Regions from separate parts of the Mus musculus genome. Here region 1 is linked to region 2. A link is a loop called in an ENCODE intact Hi-C map of the cell type or tissue named here. Cell type or tissue: left cerebral cortex. All regions are shown on one strand. Links, peaks and the distances in the headings refer to the core of each region. The heading gives the core; the rest is flanking DNA. Region 1 overlaps Tbpl1 (TATA box binding protein-like 1). Region 2 overlaps Gm40612 (a long non-coding RNA gene).

Region 1 (9,556 bases), core at 776-8,775, 120 kb before region 2:
CGTCAGGATGACAACCAGGAATAGCCACTACTACATCATGGTCTAAACTTATTTCAGAGTTAAGAACACTTGCTGTTTCCTTCTCCCAAGTCATCATTGCTGAATTGCTGTATCCCAGTTTGAGGCTCAGGCTTAGATTTCCAGTGTTTTGTTACAGAATTGGTTGAACAGAAGTGATGCTGAGCTATGGAACAAGGAGGCACTAGCCATATATTGAAATACAGTGAATTCATTTTCAGCAGAAGGAATAGATAACCTGGCTAACATTTATATATAAGAGCTTTATGAATCGGGAAAAATGATCCTTGATATAAAAGTTATCTTTAAAGAAGTATAACTGGTTAGCAGTATTTAAAGAGCTTACCCTCATTAATATGCAGGAAAATCAACTCATGGGGTATTGGCTAGTTTTGTATCTCAAGTTGTCAAAGATATCACTATCATTGCTTTATTTTGTAAGTATAGGGGTTTTTGCCTGCATATATGTATGTGCATCACACATGTTGCCTGGAGCCCATCGAGGTCAGAAAAGGAGGTCAGATCTCTTGGAACTGGAGTTAAAGACAGTTGTGACCTGCCGTGTGAGTGTCAAAATTGAATATGGTTCCTCTGGAACATCAGCCAGTTCTCTAGCCCATGTCAATGGATTTTTACAAAACCCTTTGGTAACTTTATAAGATAGCACTTATATATGATCACCATCTTATTTATTAATATGCTTAGATAAATATGTGAATTTAACAGCCTAAGAAAACATAACAGAGATTGAGTATTTCATATGTAACCAGAACTGACATGCTTTCTTAAAAATCATTTATTGCAGTGTGTGGTGGCACATACTTTTAATCCTGGCACTTGGGAGGCAAAGGCAGGTGGATACCTATATGAGTTTGAGGCCAGCCTGGTCTGCAGAATGAGTTCCAGGAGAGCCAGGACTATATAAGTGAGACTGTCTCAAAAGGGAGTGAAAATACATGTATACATATACAGAGAGTTGGGGGCTAGCAGTGTTTTGCTTCCTTTTCTGTTAATGTGACAAAAATACTCTAATGGCAGCTTCAGGGCAAGAAGGTTGATTCAGGCTCACAGCTGAGGATTACAGTCATGTGTCACAGTAGAGAAGACACAGCTCCAGGAGCTTGTGGCAGGTGGTCACATGGCAGCCACCGTGCAAGTGAGAGAGTGCCTGTGCTCTGCTCCCTTCAGCCTGGGAGTGTTGCTGCCCACAGTCGGTGGCTGGTGGCTCTTCCGCCTTGGTTAACCTGATCTAGCATGCCTGGAGGCTCGGCCTGTAGGGGTGCTGGATCCTATCCAGCTGACAACTGGTCAGCCATCAGAGTTTACTTAAAGTAGTAAGGGGCATATCTAAAATACATTTTGTCTATACAAAATAAGGGGCTTGTATGTCTTTAAGTTTAAGCCCCCAAATTTAAATTTGTATTTAGTAAAATGTGGGTGGCTCCTGGCCTACTCTGGTTCAATTTATGAAGGTGTAAAAGTGTATTCTGTAGAAAACATACTCAAGGTTAGAATTTCTTTCCCTGACTAGCAATGGTTATAATAAAATCCACTCTCCAGGTGCTAGGCAGTGGCAGCACAGTTCCCAGGCAGCTCCACAGCCTAGAGAAGAGTGTCCTAGCGGTGGTCTCATTCAGAAAATGAACAGTACTTACATCTCTCCACTGCCTTTAGGCACCATTGCCGAAAGATATCATTGAAGAGTTAAATACACTCATTTTTATGTGTGGCTTTGTGTGCTCAGTAAATAGTTACCAAAATCCAGAGAACTATTTTTAATAAGAAGTTTTTTATTGGGCTGGTGAGATGGCTCAGCAGGTAAGAGCACTGACTGCTCTTCCCTAGGTCCTGAGTTCAAATTCCAGCAACCACATGGTGGCTCACAACCATCTATAATGAGATCTGATATCTCTTCTGGTGCGGCTGAAGACAGCTACAGTGTACTTATGTATAATAAATAAAAATTTTTTAAAAAGGTTTTTATTACATTTCATTTATATTTGTTTCTCTGTGCATGTTCACATGGCTGTATCAAGTGTGTGGAGGTCAGACCGGAAAACAAGTTGTTGGGAGTTCTTTCCCTCCATCATGTGAGTCCCATGGAACTCAGGTTGTCAGACTTGGTGGCAACAAACGCTGTCTCTCTAGCCTTCTCTGTAGAATAGGTTTAAAAAAAAATATGATAGTCATTTTAATGCAAGTTATTTACCCGGATGCCATCTGTCTTCCAGTGTTCAGGCTGTGTGTTGTTGTTGTTGTTGTTGTTGTTGTTGTTAGGAGCGCCTTACTTTGTGTAGCCTAGGTTGGCCTTGAACCTGCAATGACTACTTTCTTTTCCCAGACTTCCCATTGCTGTGTTTACAGGTAGAAGGGATTTTATTTAGAATAAGTAGTATAGTTAATAGGTAGAGGTGTGTATAGTGAACATTAATTTTTTAAATATTTTTATTAGGTATTATCTTCATTTACATTTCAAATGCTCTCCCAAAAGTTCCCCCTATCCTCCCCCCGCCCTGCTCCCCTACCCACCCACTCCCACTTCTTGGCCCTGGAGTTCCCCTGTACTTAGGCATATAAAGTTTGCAAGACCAAGGGGCCTCTCTTCCCAATGATGGCCAACTAGGCCATCTTCTGCTACATATGCAGCTAGAAACAAGACCTTGGGGGGTACTGGTTACTTCATATTGTTGTGAACATTAATTTTTAATGAAGTATGTTTGCTTCAGCATTTATTCAGTGCTTTATGTAATATGGTAACATACCCTTTTCTTTGGGTTTTTTTGTGTGTGTGTGTGAGTCTAGGTATGCTAGAAATTCTTATTCTTACATACTTGGAAAAAAGAAAAATCTAAGCCTGGGATATACGCTATTCAGGCAAGTAGAGGAATGTCTCTGTAATAGGATGGTACCTGCCAGCCAGTTATGGTTTTCATTTCACTAAGGCCGATGTACTGTGGCCCTGTAGTAATGCCCTTCCTTTGTCCTTCTGCTGCCCTTGAACAGGAAGGAGTGCAGGAAGTTTAGCCTTGAGAGGGAATATCTAGGCTGACAAGAACGCTAGAGTTAACATAGAAACTTAGTGTATAATTCCTGAGTCTGTATATATTACACGCTTCCATCTTTTCCCATGAGATTGTACAGATTTGTGTGGCAAGATTCAGACATTGAGAGACACTGGACACCAACAGATCTGCTGCTAGGTTCTAATAGGGAAAGATTACTGTATTTTAAAGTTCAAGTTGATCATAGCTACATGACAATACCTGAATACCTCTGCAAATCTCTAAAACTTAGCGTAGGTGTCTAGATAACCACTCCTGCTGTCTCCCTTAAAATTCACAGTAATTCCCTAATGTCAAATCAAGTAGATCTGCATAGATCATTGATGGTACCCTTAAATGTCTTTTATACTGGGTTGTTCAACAAGAGTCCAGGCAAAGACCTTGTACGTGGATACTTTCTGTTAATTTTAATTTTTAAAATGGAATTTGTGTGTTTTTGTGTTAAATGTTTTATTTATCTTAGTGGATTAGCCAAGGAAGGAATCACACTTTTTCAGAGGCACATCGGAAACAGTTTAGGCCTGCACATCTTGCTCAGCACCATTCACCTGTTCTGCAGTCACTATGGTAACTATGGTAACGTGAGCATAGCTGAGTTCCAGTAAAAGTTTTGCTACCCAGGTTCTGGCCCATTGAATGCTGTGTGCTGGCCCTGTCAAACCTGTTAGGATCTAGTTCTTTCCACCTGTTGCTGTAACAGCACTTGCTTGAGTTTGCTACCAACTCATTCAACAGTGTTCAGTTACCATATCTAACTGAAAAGCCATCCACAATCTTGGTACCTGCTACATGCTCTGTTCTTTTTTTTTATTATTATTAATTTCTTCAGTTTATTACCTTTAAATGTAAGGATATGTACATAGTTACTTTAAGTATAAAATGTATCTGTATTTCTGAAGTATCAACAGTACTATTTATTTCAAGCTTTTGGAGAAAATAACAAGTATATAAATTTTGTTATTTCATTGATATTGTTTAGAGTAGGTCAAATGACATTAAGTGGAAATTAAAATGCATTCTATATAAAGAGAATTACTACATAATACTGTATTTTTATAAGCTTAATATATCAAAATTTAATGTTTAAACAACAAATTGCTTTTCTTTTCATATTATCACCCATGCTGCCCGTACCTTTTCATAAATCCTATCTACCTTATTAACATTTTCATCATTGCCAGGTGATGGTTTGAAAATCCAGCTCATTTCTGCCGCCTTCTCGGCTGCTTTCACCTCTGGACTGCTTTCTGCTACAGGTTTCCTTGTTCTCTTTGGTGTTCCAGACTTCCTTTTGCCTGTATTGTGTACTCTGGGGTCTTTCCTGTGACTGTTCGTAGCTTCTCTCTCCTTGCATTCACTAGACAGCCAGCACCTTAGACCAAGTCTTTTCTTGACTGACTCATCTGCCCATGCTCTGTTCTTGATGACCTTCCCTTGGCCATGCATATGACCACCAGTTTACAGAAGAGGAGCTGAAGACTTGGAGAAAGCTAGGTGACTGATCACTCCACAAAGTTAAGGCCAGCTCCACAGCCCGAGCCCTCTTCTGTCGTTTATGCTACTTCTCAGAGATGAGAAAGAACCTTCTCCTAAAAGGCAAAGTAGGATTCTTCTTCTCAGAGGAGTGGCGACTGTTGGGTAGCGGGGTGGGATCAGAGTGTGGGATGGCTGCTTTGTGGAGAATACAGTGTTAGTGTGGAACTGTGTTGATTTGTCTGACATTTAGAAAAGAGAGCTCTCTTGGGACTGTGTGAGTGGGCTTGTATGTGTTGTAAATTGGTCTGTTACCATTTTTGCCCTAAGTTGGCCAGTTCTCAAATTATGGATGCTAACTTTGTGGTCAAGCCTCTGAAGCCCCTCCCAACACCCGCGCTGTAACACAATGTCTTCGAGTAGCAAGACTCTTGTGCTGTGTGGAAGCAGGTCTATTTAGTTTGACTTTTTTGGCTTTCCATTGGAAGGTAAGGTTATTTGTGCTTTGTTTTTATGACAGCAGTTATTGTGGTCTCTTGTGGAAAATGTGGTGTGGTTGCTTCTGATGAAGTTTGTCATCAGAGCCAGGAGGGGGCAGTGTTCTGCAGGAGATCCAAGGTTGCAGTTGCTGAAGCAGTGGCTTTGCAGTGAATACCAAGCACTAGGCTAGAAAGTCTGTGACCTAAAGATAGATGCTGTGTTGTCTACAGTCAATGCAAGGGGAAGGCGCGCTCTGCTTCCGTGTGTATGTTACAGAGTGCTAGGAACGTAGCATTTCAGGAAAACAAGACAGCTGTAATTCTAAACAGTTTATTTGGAGATATTTGACCAATCAAAGTCATACTTGGCATTTCCTTGAAAATGAGATAAAACAGTTAAGCCATTCTAAATGTAAGGCCTAGACAGAGAGTGTGCAAGCTGTTGATACCTACATTGAAGTTACTTTACTTTTTAACAGTAAGCCGAGTATGGATTTGTTGATTTAAGAATTCAGATTCAGAGCTGGCGTATAGCTCAGTTGCTAAATTACAAGCTGATGCTCATCCTCAGGTACAGCCTAAGCTACATGAAAGCCTAGTTCAAAATCAAAAATGAAATCCATATTCTACCAGAAATGCTAATGCTCTGAATAGAGACATTAACATTTTGATACGTATATATGATATGTATCTGTGTGTGTATATACACATATATTCATAAATACACACACACACACACACACACAGCCAAAATAAATTCTCTCCAGGCCTCCATACTAGTTAAGTGTGTGCTGCACAGAGGCCGGGGAGGCTAGAGTCCCTGAAGCTGGAGTTAAGGATGTTGGTAAGCCTCCGATGTGGGAACTGAGAAGAGCAGCCAGTACTCTTAACCACTGACCAATCTGAGTCACTAGACACACTAGCAACATGAAGCTCTGTCTAAGCTTTTGTGTTGTGTACGATTCATAAAGTATATCTTGGTGCTGACGAGGTGGCTCAGGGATTAAGTATGTGTTACTTACTGCTCTTGCAGAGACCTGAGCTCAGATATAAGCACCCACCTGGTAGCTTACAACCACCTATAATTCTAGGTCCAAGGGAGCTGATGCCTCTTGACCTTTGAAAGCATGCTCACACATGCGCACACACACACAATAAAAGTATATTTCATAGTATGTGTTATGCTGTTTTAAACTAGTTACTTTTAGTTATTAGCAATTTCTCTGTATTTATTCTTTGCTTAGCTCAGTATTACCAACTGGCAGAAATTCCATTTTTTATATATGTGTGTGTGTGTGTGTGTGTGTGTGTGTGTGTATTATATATGTGTGTGTGTGTGTGTATATATATATATATATATATATACACATATATATATATATATAAAACATGTTACATATATATTATATATTAGGTTCTGATAACCCACTATCACAGTATCTTTTGTAGAATATTTCTATATTAAATTATAAGAGAATACTGTTATGTTTATATTAGAGCTAGGACAGTTATTTGCCATGATAAATGTTATCACATTCTTTTAAGTTAGCATTTCCTCAGCTGCTAACTAGTAAGGTTAAAAAAAGAAAAGAAAAGAATGTTTATAAAATTATAAACTTTGAATAACTCATCCAAGAAACACTAACAGAGTTTTAAATGTTACTAGAATTGACAGGCAGTGAAAACATACCCCAAGGTAGAAAAACGCTGAAGCAGCACATTATGATGGCCTTCAGCGTTTATTTTAAAAAAGAGAAAGGAATTCAAGCTTAAGTAGTTTTCACTTTAGAAGATGTATTGAACAGATCTCAGAGATGAAACAGCATAGGCCAAAAAAATTGCAAAGACAGGGTCAGCTTACTCAGCACAGGAAGGAAGGACTCACCTCTGCACAGTGTGAGCTGCAGAGCAAGGTGGGTAGGCACCGCTCAGGAACAACCGAGGAAAACCAAACAGTAGAGCGATGGAAACAGTGTCTGTTGTCTTAAAACACCAACAATACTGAATTCGTTTTCCAAAAATCTCAAGCAAATAACAAGTTCAAATATTTTGAAAATAAGCTCTTTTATATTGTTTTCCAGAGAATTTTAAAACAATAAGAACTACCCTAAGTTTTCTAAAACTGATATAATCTTGGTATTCAGGTCAAATAGGATGGTACAAAAAAGGGATTCTATAATTATAACCATTAAAATTCTCCTTAGAAATATGGCTACATTAACCCTAAGTGAAGGATTAAAGGAGCTCAAATGTACACATGGAACAGAAAATGAAAGATATGCAGATTAAAGGCCAAAGATACAAGAAAACATACAGTCAGGTTATGGTTTGGTTAATATATAGAACTGAATACTATATGGTTGTATACAGGTTTTAGAAATTTTTATTTCTTAATATTCTAAAATAGGGCCACACCTTATTAGCCCAAGGCTAGCCCTAAACCTGGGGCAGTCCTTCTGCCTCAGCCTCCTAAGTGCAGGGATTCACAGCACAGAATTGAATCCTTTTGTTAAATGCTAGGGTTTTGTATTGTGCCTACAAGGACTCAGAGCCACAAAGTCCAGTCCTTGAGTGTGATATGCGTGGCTTCTCACTGTAACTAGAGCACACATGAAACATGGGGGTGATTCTTGCATGTAAAAGTTACTGGTTTTTAAGGATTGAAAGTTATTTAAAGATAATTTTTTTGCACCTACTGTGACATTTAAGATTATTTGTGGAAAATGGCAGAACATAAAATTTCAGTGACTATTTTGTTTTCTCTCCCAGGATGTGATCTTCGTGGTGGGAACCAAGTTTCTAAACTACCCCAATGGATGCAGACAGTGATGTTGCATTGGACATTTTAATTACAAATGTAGTCTGTGTTTTTAGAACAAGATGCCATTTGAACTTAAGGAAGATTGCTTTGGAGGGAGCAAATGTAATTTATAAGCGTGATGTTGGGGTAAGTGTCTGAGTTTCAGTGTGTGCACTCTCTAGCCTGATCTGACCATGCTTTGAGTGGTACTGTTGTATTGTGCAGATGAATTGTGAGCACCTTGTTATGCTAGGTGTAACTGGGCAGCATGGAGCCCTGTAGAAATGGCCCTTCTCCTGGAGATTACAGGTACAGATAAGAGATAGGACTGACTTTGCATCTTGGTGGCTGTATACCCTAGTTCAAACCCTACTTTAATTCTGTTGTATGTAAATTTCCTGTTCCTTTTTAGTTAGCTAAGTTATATTTTTAAAAATAAGTTGCTAAATAAAATAAGTTGTGATTCGTGCCGGGTGTGGTGGCGCACGCCTTTAATCCCAGCACTCGGGAGGCAGAGGCAGGCAGATTTCTGAGTTCGAGGCCAGCCTGGTCTACAAAGTGAGTTCCAGGACAGCCAGGACTATACAGAGAAACCCTGTCTCGAAAAAAAACAAACAAAAAAAAAAAGAATGTGATTCGTGTTTTAACCTACGTGTAAGATTTTGTTTTATTAAACCTCTTTAATCTATTTAAAAGCATTAGTGTTATTAATAAGTAACAAAATGTTAGTGATTTGATGTCAGCTATATTGACAGTGGATATGCATTTGGCTTTGATAAAGTACATGTTGAAAAATGCAGCCAGGAAACAGTAGAAACATGGGAAATGCAAAATAAAAGTCACCCTAGTCCACATGGCTCGTAGAGAAAAGGGAACAACAGCGACTAGTGTCTTAGTTTCTTTTCTGTCACTTATAGAAGAAAGAGTTTATTGTGGGCTTATAGTTTCAGGCAGTTCTGGTGGGAAGCATGGCAGCAGGCAGGCATGGCAGGCAGGCAGTAGTAGCAAGAGCTCACATCTTGATCCACAAGCGTGTGGCAGAGTTAGGGTCATAGGGGGACTGACACTGGGAATGGCCTGGGCTGCTGAAACCTCAAACCCCAGTGACACAGCTCCTCCAGGGCCACAGCTCCTATTCCTTCCCAAACAGTGCCACCAGCTGAGGACAAGTATTTGAACCTATGAGCCTATGGAGAGCATTCTCATTCAAAGCACTGCGGCTGCAGGGATGTGGCCCCTTATATACACGCTGCTGATGGGATTGTAAACTCAGCCTCTGAGACAGGTGGGACAGAGTCAAGCTAGGTGTCCTCAGATGAGAGGACAAAGAAAATTGACACATGCACGCTGAGCATGTCATTGTTACATGCAGTGAAGGGGAGTAAGCCAGACTCAGCACAGCAAGCATCGCATCCTTCCTCTAACAGACATTACATACATACTTAGCCCAGCAGGGGGAAGACTGAGGAGAGAAAGCACACTGACGTGGGAGTAGGGAGGAAAGAGAGAGCAAGGCTGAGTGCTGAGGCTCCACGGTGCACTGAGGAGTTGCCGTAGGAGACCTAGCACTAGATAGGGTCTAGACACCAAGGAGGTGGCTCCGTGGGCAAATCGCTTGTTGCACAGTCTTGGTGCACTGGGATTCTCAGAACCATGTGACAACCCAGGTACGAGCGGTGCTGCTTGTTCTCCTGTGGGAGACAGGCAGAGATGGAATTCCTGGG
Region 2 (9,556 bases), core at 1,015-9,014:
GCCATCACATAAACCAGCCATCACATGGGCCAGCCATTACAAGCTCCTTCCCTTACCATGGTAGACTCTAATGTTGGGGGTTGGTCTTGTGCACTGTATATTCAGATGCTGATTTTTGCACCCAGATCTGTTTACTGCCATACCCACTCCAGTGAAGTCTTCTATGTGGCAAGCCCAAAATCTGGGACACAGTCCTGAGGCAAAATATTTCACAGAAACTAGTCTCCTGGAGCCTTGGCATCCTGTAGCATGAATGTTCCAGATTTGTGGATATTTGCGATAGTCGATAGTCAGTGTTATATTATAGGTAATGCTACTCATTCAGACATAATGCCTCCAGTATTGATAGAGAGTGAAAGAAATCAGACATTGCAGTTTACTGGATAAGAGCTAGAAATCTCAGGGCAAGTTCTACAAAGTCAACTTAGAATTACAGCCCAGTCATTCCCATATGCAGGAATTTACAATGGTCTAGGAAGAAGGAGGGTTGTGGTTTAAGGAGGAACTTCAATACTCCATTCTTCATGAAAAGGTTAACCTCCTGGTGCAAGCTTTCACAAGGCTCAGAGGAATAGCATAAATTGTGAGTAGGGTGTAAAATCCTCACCTAGTTCCCAAATGGCTGACTTTAGAAAGGGCCACCTTTTATCTCAATTGTAACTACTGCCTGGTTCTTGTCAGTCTTTATGTATGCATTTCTCTGTTTTGTGTCAGATAACTTCAGTGTACCTTGGCTGATGTGTCACCTAACTTCTTTGTTTTCTTCTGTAATATAAGTCTGATGCTCACTTCGAGACATTACATTCAGATACAGCACTCTCTCTGTGTCAGTTTCTGTTTGTCACTTTCAGCTGACTCCTTGCTCACCTGAGCACTGAAGCCCTGGTTCCCCGCTGGTTGAGGGACCCACTGAGTCCAGTCCGTGGCAGTTTACAGTGTAGATGATGGCATAATCAAGCATCTCCAGTTTCAATGTTATATAAAAATTATTTTCCATCATTTCTGATCAATCAATAAAGAGCTAATCAGCCTATGACTGGGCAGGAGAGGACGGTAGAGGTTGGATATGGGATCCCAGTGAAGAGGGCTCTAGGTAGAGAGGTAGAGGGAGAAGGAACATGAGGAAAGAAGATAGAGACATCATGTGGAAGAACCAGGAGGATTTGCCACCAGGTCATCATGAGAAAGCAGCTACAAGGACATACATGGAGCCAAGCAAGCCAGGGCAAGATTCAGATGGCAGGTGATGGGGCATTTATCTGGGTATTATCAGCAGAGAGGATTAGAATAGCTCAGAATCTGCCCAGCATAGTACCAGCAACTTGTTAATAAAAATACCAGGTCACTGTGTCTGTTATTCAGGATCTGTAAGTGCTAAAGAGGATGTAGAAATGCCCTGCAGATATTTGGGAACAAAAGAGGGTCTAGAACTCCTCCACCCAATAATTATAGTATACTATACAATAAATATAGTATACTACTATACTACAACTCTGCCTTTGGTGGGTTCACTGACAAAGCCATGAGAAGCCTAGTTTGGGTGAGTTCATTAGAAAATGAGGTGGGGGAGAACCAGAGTGGGGGATTACAGACAAGTCTATGGAGTTTTCTTCCTAAGAGAAACTGGAAATAGGCAAAGAGTTGAGAGCAGAACCAAGAAAAGGATTCTTCCACAGCTGGTGTGCTGGAGGCATGGACCCAGGAGAGAAAATGGGCAGAAGACACTGCCTTGACCTTCAGTCACTGAGAAGGTATGGAGTGCTGTGTGCAAAAGTAGAGACTGGCCACAGAGAGGAGTGAGGCTGGTTGGCCATCAAAGGGAGGAGAGTGGTAGCTGTGGAGAAAAGGGTTAGCAGCAGGAATGAGGCCTGCTTCCTCTCTGGGAGGGTAATGGGGAAGCTTGGCCTTGACCTGGACCCTTGTACATATGTTAGTGATGTTCATGGTCGTAGAGGTCAGCTGGCAGGTGTCAAGGGGGTCAGGTAACTCAGCTAGAGTTGTAAAACAATGCATGCCATTACTCTAACATAAAGACAAAGCAAATTTGGGCATACTACATATGAATGGACAAATTATCATTGTTACTTAACTAATTCACTATCTAGACTCAATTTTGTTTCTAGACAGTTTTGCTTTGTCTGCAGAAATCCTCTACGTACAACCAACTAGAGGTTCTACAGGTCAGCTCAACACTGACAGCATCTTCCTGCTCTTGGGCGTGGCCCCCACAGCCATAGGGTTCAGTCTCACCATGTTGTCCTTCACCTCAGGTCACCCCAGGAGTTGTTCCCAAGTCCTGCCTCTTCTCGGCGCTCATTGGTCATTGCTCTGAACTGGTTCCCATGACAACTCAGAGAACCCAGAGAAACAACTTACTTGGTAGATTGTTACTCGTTTGTTCTTTAAAGGATGCAGTTTGGGAATGGCCTGATGAGAGCACAGCACACTATACGGAAAGGAGCTTCCATGCCCTCAGAGAGGGAAGCACACTTCTAGTATCAACATGTCTTTGGCAAAACCCTTCTTTTGGGGTTTTATAGTGGCTCCATGCATAGCACAGCTGAATAAACCATTGCCCAGGTTAGTAAGTCAATACCCACTGGTCCTGTTTCATCTCCTTTTAAGTTAAACTCAAAGTTATCCTCCGTGGTGACGTGATTGCCTGACTATGATATTGTCCCATCAGACCTTTACAAAAGTCACCTCATCAGCTTAAACTCAGATGTGGTTGGTAGGAGTTTGTGATGGTGTCTTGGTTAGATTTTTATTGCTGTGGTAAAGTTCATGATGAAAGGCATCCCAGGAAGGAAAGGGTTTATTTGCCTTGCAAACTACAGTTCATTACCAAGGGAAGCTAAGGCAGGAATCACAACAAGAACCTGAAGGCAGGAACTGACATAGATTATTGAGGAAACTTCTACTGGCCTCCTCCCTGTGGCTCATTCATCTTGCATTTTTATAGACCCCAGGATCATCTGCCAAGAGGTGATGCCACCCACAGAGAGAGGGGTCCTCCACACACCAGTTCCTAACCAAGAAAGGATTCCACTAACTTGCCTACATATAGTCAATGCTACGTTAAGGAAGCATCTTCTCAATTGGGGTTCTTGCTTCCCAGATGACCCTAGGTTGTGTCAAGTTGACAAAACTTAATCATCACAGGTAGACAAACAAAGATACAGCTTGTCACTTAGGAGTCTGGGATGAAGACCAAAGTGTGTCTTCTTGTATCACAATACCCTAATAGCCCAGAGGTTTTTGCTCCTTATACCTTTGAAAGATATATTGGGGCTATTTCCCAACTAAGTCAAAATGAATACAAAAGAAAGTACTAGGTCAACATTGCAAATTTTGAGAATTTTCCTGGAATTTGCAGTTATGATGGACTAGAGAATGAGATGGTTCATGATGAAGTGTTTTCTCTTGTAAAAATTAACTCCATGTAGCATTCTCCAGAGGGCTTGGGAAATGGCTCAGGGGGGTGAAGTGCTTACCTTCAAAGTATGAATTCAATCCCCCAGTTTGGGGTGGTTGCTCCTAGCTGCCCACATTGGGGAAAAACAGCCAAGTATGATAAGTATTTGTAATTCCAGTAATAGGAAGGCAGATCTATTGCTGGCCAGCCTAGGCTATGTACTAAGCTTCCAGCCAATGAGAACCTGTCTCAAAAACTGGAAGGCAGGGCATCCAAATGGCTCAGTGAGTCAAGGCGCACGTGGGGTGGGATGGGGGTAGGGGTTGGGGGAGGCACTTGATCTGAGTTCAATCCCCATGTGATCGAAAAACTCTCCCAAGTTGTCCTCTGAGCTCTGAACTCTCCCAAGCTGCACTCTGACCACTGAACGTGCACACACAAAACAAATGAAATACATTTAAAAAAAAAAAAAAAGGTAAGAACAAAATGGATGACACCCAGGGCAACTGGGAAGACATGAACCTGTGTACACACACACACACACACACACACACACACACACACACACACACGAAAAGCATATTTCAGAGAACAATTGTTAATCTGAAAACAATAGGCTGCCATCCCAACAAGGGGTATGAGCTTGTGCCCCTCCTGAAAGAAACCTCACCTCTCCACCTAATTGTCTAAAACCCTTGATTGTCAGGTTGTGTCTGAGTGACAATGACATATGCGATCCATGTATGCTCTATTCTGGCAGTTCAGCCCTTCTCCTACAGCAGGTGAGTGGGCAGCGTGACGGTGAGAGTGGGCAGTGGTGAGAGTGGGGTGTGCACGGTGGGAGTGCGGTGTGCACAGTATCTTCTCTGGATTTGCTGTTGTTTAAATATCTTTGGTTTCGTGAAAAAAAAATTGATTTCTCTAGAGTTAGTCACCCCATTTACTCCTCCTGGTCCTTTTTATTTGTTCTCTAATTTGGGAAGACAGTTCTTGGTTACCTGGCAACAAGCTAGCTGGGCTCCTTGGCTCAGGCACCCTAAAGGAATCTGAATTTTCCCACCAAACCAACAGCGCTACTGGAGCCTGTACACCAACTTAACTTCTCACGGTGGCACATCCCCTTGAGTTATCCAGATGTGGACAGTTGGCACTTCCCAGGAGGTAACTGGTGCCTGAATTCAGATCCTCTAGTAGCCAAAGGCAAATGTCTGGTCAAGAGCATGATCAGCGCTTCCTGTATATGAACAGTGTGTAGCAGGAACTCAGGGTCACCCACTGTGTCACTTCTTCACACATCAAACACATCTTCCACAGGATGGGAGCCACTGGGGTCCCAGACATTTTCTGACCCCAGTTTCCTCTGTGTGTGTATGGGTTGGGGCTCTGGTGTTGGCCTGGTCTCTCTGGCATAGTCCTTTCTTCTTTCTTCATAGAGGGGAAGATTAAGTCAAGAGGCTGACTGTGTTTTCCAAAACAACTTTGAGGTCTGTGTCACCAGCGTAGCTTTTCCTGAGACAGGCTGGCTGCCTGGAGGCTGTGGTGTGCACAGGAGTTAAACACTCTGACTGTGGGCAGAGAACACAGGCCAGTTTTGTTAATTAAAAGCTCAGAGGTTTCAGAGCATAAGCCAAGTACAACAGTACGACAGGTAGGTCAGGTAGGTCATACTGGGTTCCTATAGAAACCAAATCCCTGTGGAGTCTCTTCTCCAGGGCTTAACACATCTCTGGCCACGTGGTAAGCACAGGGCTAGGAAATGTGAATGAGAAGATAGCCACTAGCATTGCAGGTTGACAAAAATGTGTTAAAAACAAAACAAAACAAAAACAAAAAACAAAAAACAAAAAACGCTTGCTTCCCCTGATTCTTCGAAGTGTAGGAAAAGCAAGCCCACCCTTCCTGCAGGCTTTCCCTGAGGACACTCAGGTTGTTGATGTCACTACCGCTCAGTCTTCTTTTTGTAGTGGAGAAAATGTCAGTGAAATTCTGCTGCCGTCTCTTCTCCTTGGCTGTGGTGGGAACAGAGGGAAACTCAAATGTCACGGACCGGGTCTAGCTGGCCCCCCTCAATCCGTGGGAATCAGGGGTTCTGACAGATGGGCATAGATAGAGTCGGCAGGAATTGACAGACAGACAGACACAGACATGAGAGAGTGTGCTGGATCTGAATGTAATGTGTCAAATCGAGCATCAAACTTTTTATACAGAAGAAAATAGGGAAGTTAGGTGACAATGAGGTTACTGGATTCTTACATAAAACAGAGGAATGCAAACATGGAAGGACTGGCAGGAACCAACTGGGATAAAATTCAATGTTAACAACTGGGATCAAAAACAGCTCCACCTAAGGTCCACTTAATCTTAGAAACCAGGGACAAGGGCTTTGTGCCCTTGGCATAGTTCCTACTCTTTTGTATAGTCGACCTTCCCCCTAGGCCATTGTAAATACTTGTGTATGGGTGTAACTCAGCTACCTATAGTTCTAAGTATCTACTCTGGTTCCTCCTTAGGTCACAAACTTTCTTCTTCCTAGATAATGGTAAATTTCTATGTAGGGCAGTGACTTAGCTATCCATGCCCAAGGTTGGATCAAGGACTGCCTAGAATCTAACTTAGCTATATGTCAAAATATCAATCCTTAGGAGCACTTGTAATAAAGCAATATTAAGGGAAAGCACACAGATCCATTTACCAACTAAAGCAAGGACAGTGGAGCATTCTTTATACAGGATTCCACGATTCCAGGAGACTAAGTTTCCATGAACTTTCGCCTCGGGACAGCGCCTAGGTTTTCAGGGCCTGTCGTGCTTGTCACTACTGGAGTGGATGTAGCACTCAAAGATGCTTGATCATATGTTGGACCAACAGGGAGAGGAAGATCGGAACTACCCCACTGACAAGGAACCCGACCTACACAAGTAATCAGTCACATGAGGGGATTTTGGCAGGATAAGGAAACACGTAGATACAGAAGGTGAGGGTGAAAGAAATAAAACTAAATTCAAGACTTCAAAGCCCTAGCCAGAAAATTAAAATTCAAGGTCCATGACTCATGCGGCTTGCTAGTTAGGAGGGCTTTTTGGGCTTAGAGCAAAGAACAAAGGCTGTAAAGTCATCCCAGGAAACAACTAGCCATAAAGATAGGGAAGACATATAAGAATGTCCGGACTGGCCCGGAGCCTCCCTATCTCCCACCCTTCTGACCTAAGTGAAATGTTACCCAGAAGCTTGGCTGTTACCTCGATCTGCATGTACAGTCTGTTGATGTTTAAATGAATCAATCATGTGAAACCGTGCCAATTCCTCCCTGCTGATGTTTAAATGAACTAATCATGTGAAACCGCACCAATTCCTCCCCCAGCCCCAGACCCTTTTCTATAAAAACCCCTAGCTTTCAAGCCTCATGGCTGAATCCACTGTCTCCTGCGTGAGATACTTTTCAACCCGGAGCTCCGTCATTAAACTACCTCGTGTATTTACATCAAGACGGTCTGTTCATGATTCTTGGGTGCACGCCGAATTGGGAATTGAGTGGGGGTTTCCCCACTAGGTTCTTTCATTTGGAGGCCCCACCAAGATCTGCGTGACACCCAGGAACCCCGAAAGACCCCTTGGAGGTACGTTTCTTTGTGTGAGTCTTACATGTTGTCTGTTGTCTAAATGTGGCACCGCTGAATTTGTGTCTTGGTTTTTCAGTTATGAGATTGTGGGTTTGAGTCCCACATCATGTCTTGGTTTTACAGTTCTGGGATTGTGGGTTCAAGTCCCAATTCGTGTCTTGATTTTACAAGGGTTGTCTCATGGCTCAGACAGAAGCATTTACCCATGAGAGGACCAGCAACAAAAGCCTTCATAGAGGTCCCTAGGAAACCCTTAGGAGCATCAAAGAAACTGGTGAGCTTGGAGCCTCTGTACCCTGTCCTTAAGAGTTCCCGAGCAGCCGGGAGGAAAATTCAAGGCAACTCACACTTACCAGGTCCCCCGTGGTTAGTCTTTAGACCGAAGGAGGCCTGACTGGATGAAGATGTCTCCAGGCAAGTTTGAAGATTTTACTTTCCAAGGAAGCAGCCCATATTAGTGATGGAGATAAACTATCTTACCATAAATAGCTCTTCCCATATGGAGACTGGACTTTTTGTTTTTTTGTTTTGTTGGGTGTGGGGGCGGGGATCCAGAGAAAAGTTTCTTGAGGTTTTCCTTAGGGTCCACCCAACTGACAGAGGGGCGCCACCTCGCAAGTAGATTGGAAACTGTAATGAAGGAGGAGAATGCAGATGCAGTTCTACTAGAAATGCTGCCTCCACTCTGAGCTCCATTCTGCTTACTCACATCCAGTGCTGAGTGAGAAAATCGTAGTATAGATGACCAGGAACCAGACCTGTAGGGATGGTGACCGAGTTACAACATTGACTAAGTAGACAATGTTAATGAGTTAGAAATAAGTTGCTTGGAGCCAGACATGGTGGTAATCTCTCACCTATAATCTGAGCACTGGAGAGTAGAGTCAGGAAGAGCAGGGGAGTTCAAAATCAGCCTCAGCTACATAGTGAGTTCAAGGCCAGCCTAAGTCACATGAAGCCTTTTCTTTAAAAAAGGAAGACAGACAGAGAAAGGTTCTTTGCTAATTTGTGCTATGCTCTGAAGTGCTATGAACAGGAGGACCCATACTGTCTGGATCTTAGTCTGCTAGAGAGTAAGGTGAATAAGAAATAAATCACAGCACACATCTTTGGTGGTTTTTAATAAAATCATAATCATTTGGTCTTACCAATGAAGAGTCAGAAGCTGGGGTGAAAGCCTGCTAGCTCAGAGAGGCAGAGAAAGCACCCAGCTGGTCCTCCTTAGCCAACATCCCTCCAGGAATGCTACTCTCTCGTGCTGACTCAAGAAACCTTCTAACTCAAAGTCCCTTCCTCCTACTTCCTGTGCGGCTCTCTATCCATCCATCCTCCTGACTCTCTCTGTTTTTTTCTTAATAATCCTATGGTCACCTCCTGTGAACTGGTTGCTTGCTCTGCCTCTTGACCTATGGTTGACTTTATTTAACCCTGTTTACAATATTCAATCAGAAAGTGCCACGGACTGGCCCCAGTCAGCCCCCCTCAATCTGCAGAAGAAATCTGGGTTCCAGACAGGTGGGCAAGGAGTTGGCGAGAAATGACAAACAAATATGAACACAAGGGAGTGTGGTATCTGAATGTAATTTGTCTCAAAGTGAACACAAGTCTTATAAGTGACTTTTACACAAAACAGAGGAATGCATACAAAATGCTAACAGGAACCAACTGGGATAAAATTCAAAGTTAACAACTGGGATCAAAAGCAGCCCCACCTAAGGTCAGCTTAATCTTAGAAGCCAGGGGCAAGGGCTTCATGCCCTTGCCATAGTTCCAATTCTAGTCTATTGTATAGTCCACATTCCCCCTAGGCCATTGTAAATTCTTGTGTATGGGTGTAACTCAGCTATCTATAGTTCTAAGTATTTACTATAGTTTCTTCTTATACCACAACCTTCCTTCTTCCTTGCTAATGGTAAATTCTTGCATATGGGAGTACCTTGCTCTGAGATTTCTTACTCTTATCCAGTAAAATACTGTAAGAAAGCCTGCAAGACCCTCCACATTATCACAGGGACAAATCTGGGGCATTCTAGCTATGGGAATGCCAAATTTCCAGGAGACTTAAGTTTCCATGAACTTTTTGCCTCCGGACTTCGTCCAGGTTTTGGGGGCCTGCCACGCATGTCACTACTGGAGTGGATGTAGCAAGAAAGGTCTTGGATTAAAGGGGTATACTAAGGCTGAGCTACACCACAGCTAAAAACAGGCATGTCTAGTAAATAACACAATCTCAGGGTTCATGGTGTGATCAAATATCCTGCCTCACATCAGAATAGAGTTGTGCACAAAGAATCAAACTAAAGCATTTTCACATCTCATTGGTTCACTGGTATGTGCATTAAGTTAACACGGACATTTACAATGCTTAGTTTGGACGTTCCTAGTGATTAGAGGATGGTTAAAATTGGCTCAGAAACACATCTTTTTAAAAAACCCTTAACTAAACTGCAGGGTTTTTTTTTTGTTGTTGTTGTTATTGTTTTTTTTTACATATTACCTTCAGATTTGGCAAACATTCATG

The links. A loop is a pair of places that touch in the nucleus more often than their neighbours do. Peaks named below come from ENCODE experiments on the same cell type or tissue, not always from the same donor. Only the 100,000 strongest peaks of a DNase experiment are listed, where the experiment ranks them.
Region 1: it touches region 2 in a loop (2.9-fold over the local background); 8 of 42 quality-filtered maps call a loop at or near these places.

What each region holds. Positions count from the first base shown.
Region 1 is chr10:22,710,337-22,719,892 of GRCm38, reverse strand. Tbpl1 (TATA box binding protein-like 1) reads left to right here. Exons shown (of 7, transcript NM_011603.5): 2 at 7,802-7,979. The coding sequence starts at 7,845. Among named protein-coding and RNA genes, the nearest start is that of Mir7663, 14 kb to the left of the region's middle. In left cerebral cortex, for the core only: CTCF peaks have their summits at 1,293 and 5,135 (motif pointing right); DNase peaks (open chromatin) are centred at 1,171, 4,829 and 5,164.
Region 2 is chr10:22,593,968-22,603,523 of GRCm38, reverse strand. The region is part of intron 1 of Gm40612 (a long non-coding RNA gene); the gene reads left to right. Among named protein-coding and RNA genes, the nearest start is that of Gm46216, 6.5 kb to the left of the region's middle. In left cerebral cortex, for the core only: no CTCF peak of the experiment used is centred there; a DNase peak (open chromatin) is centred at 4,282.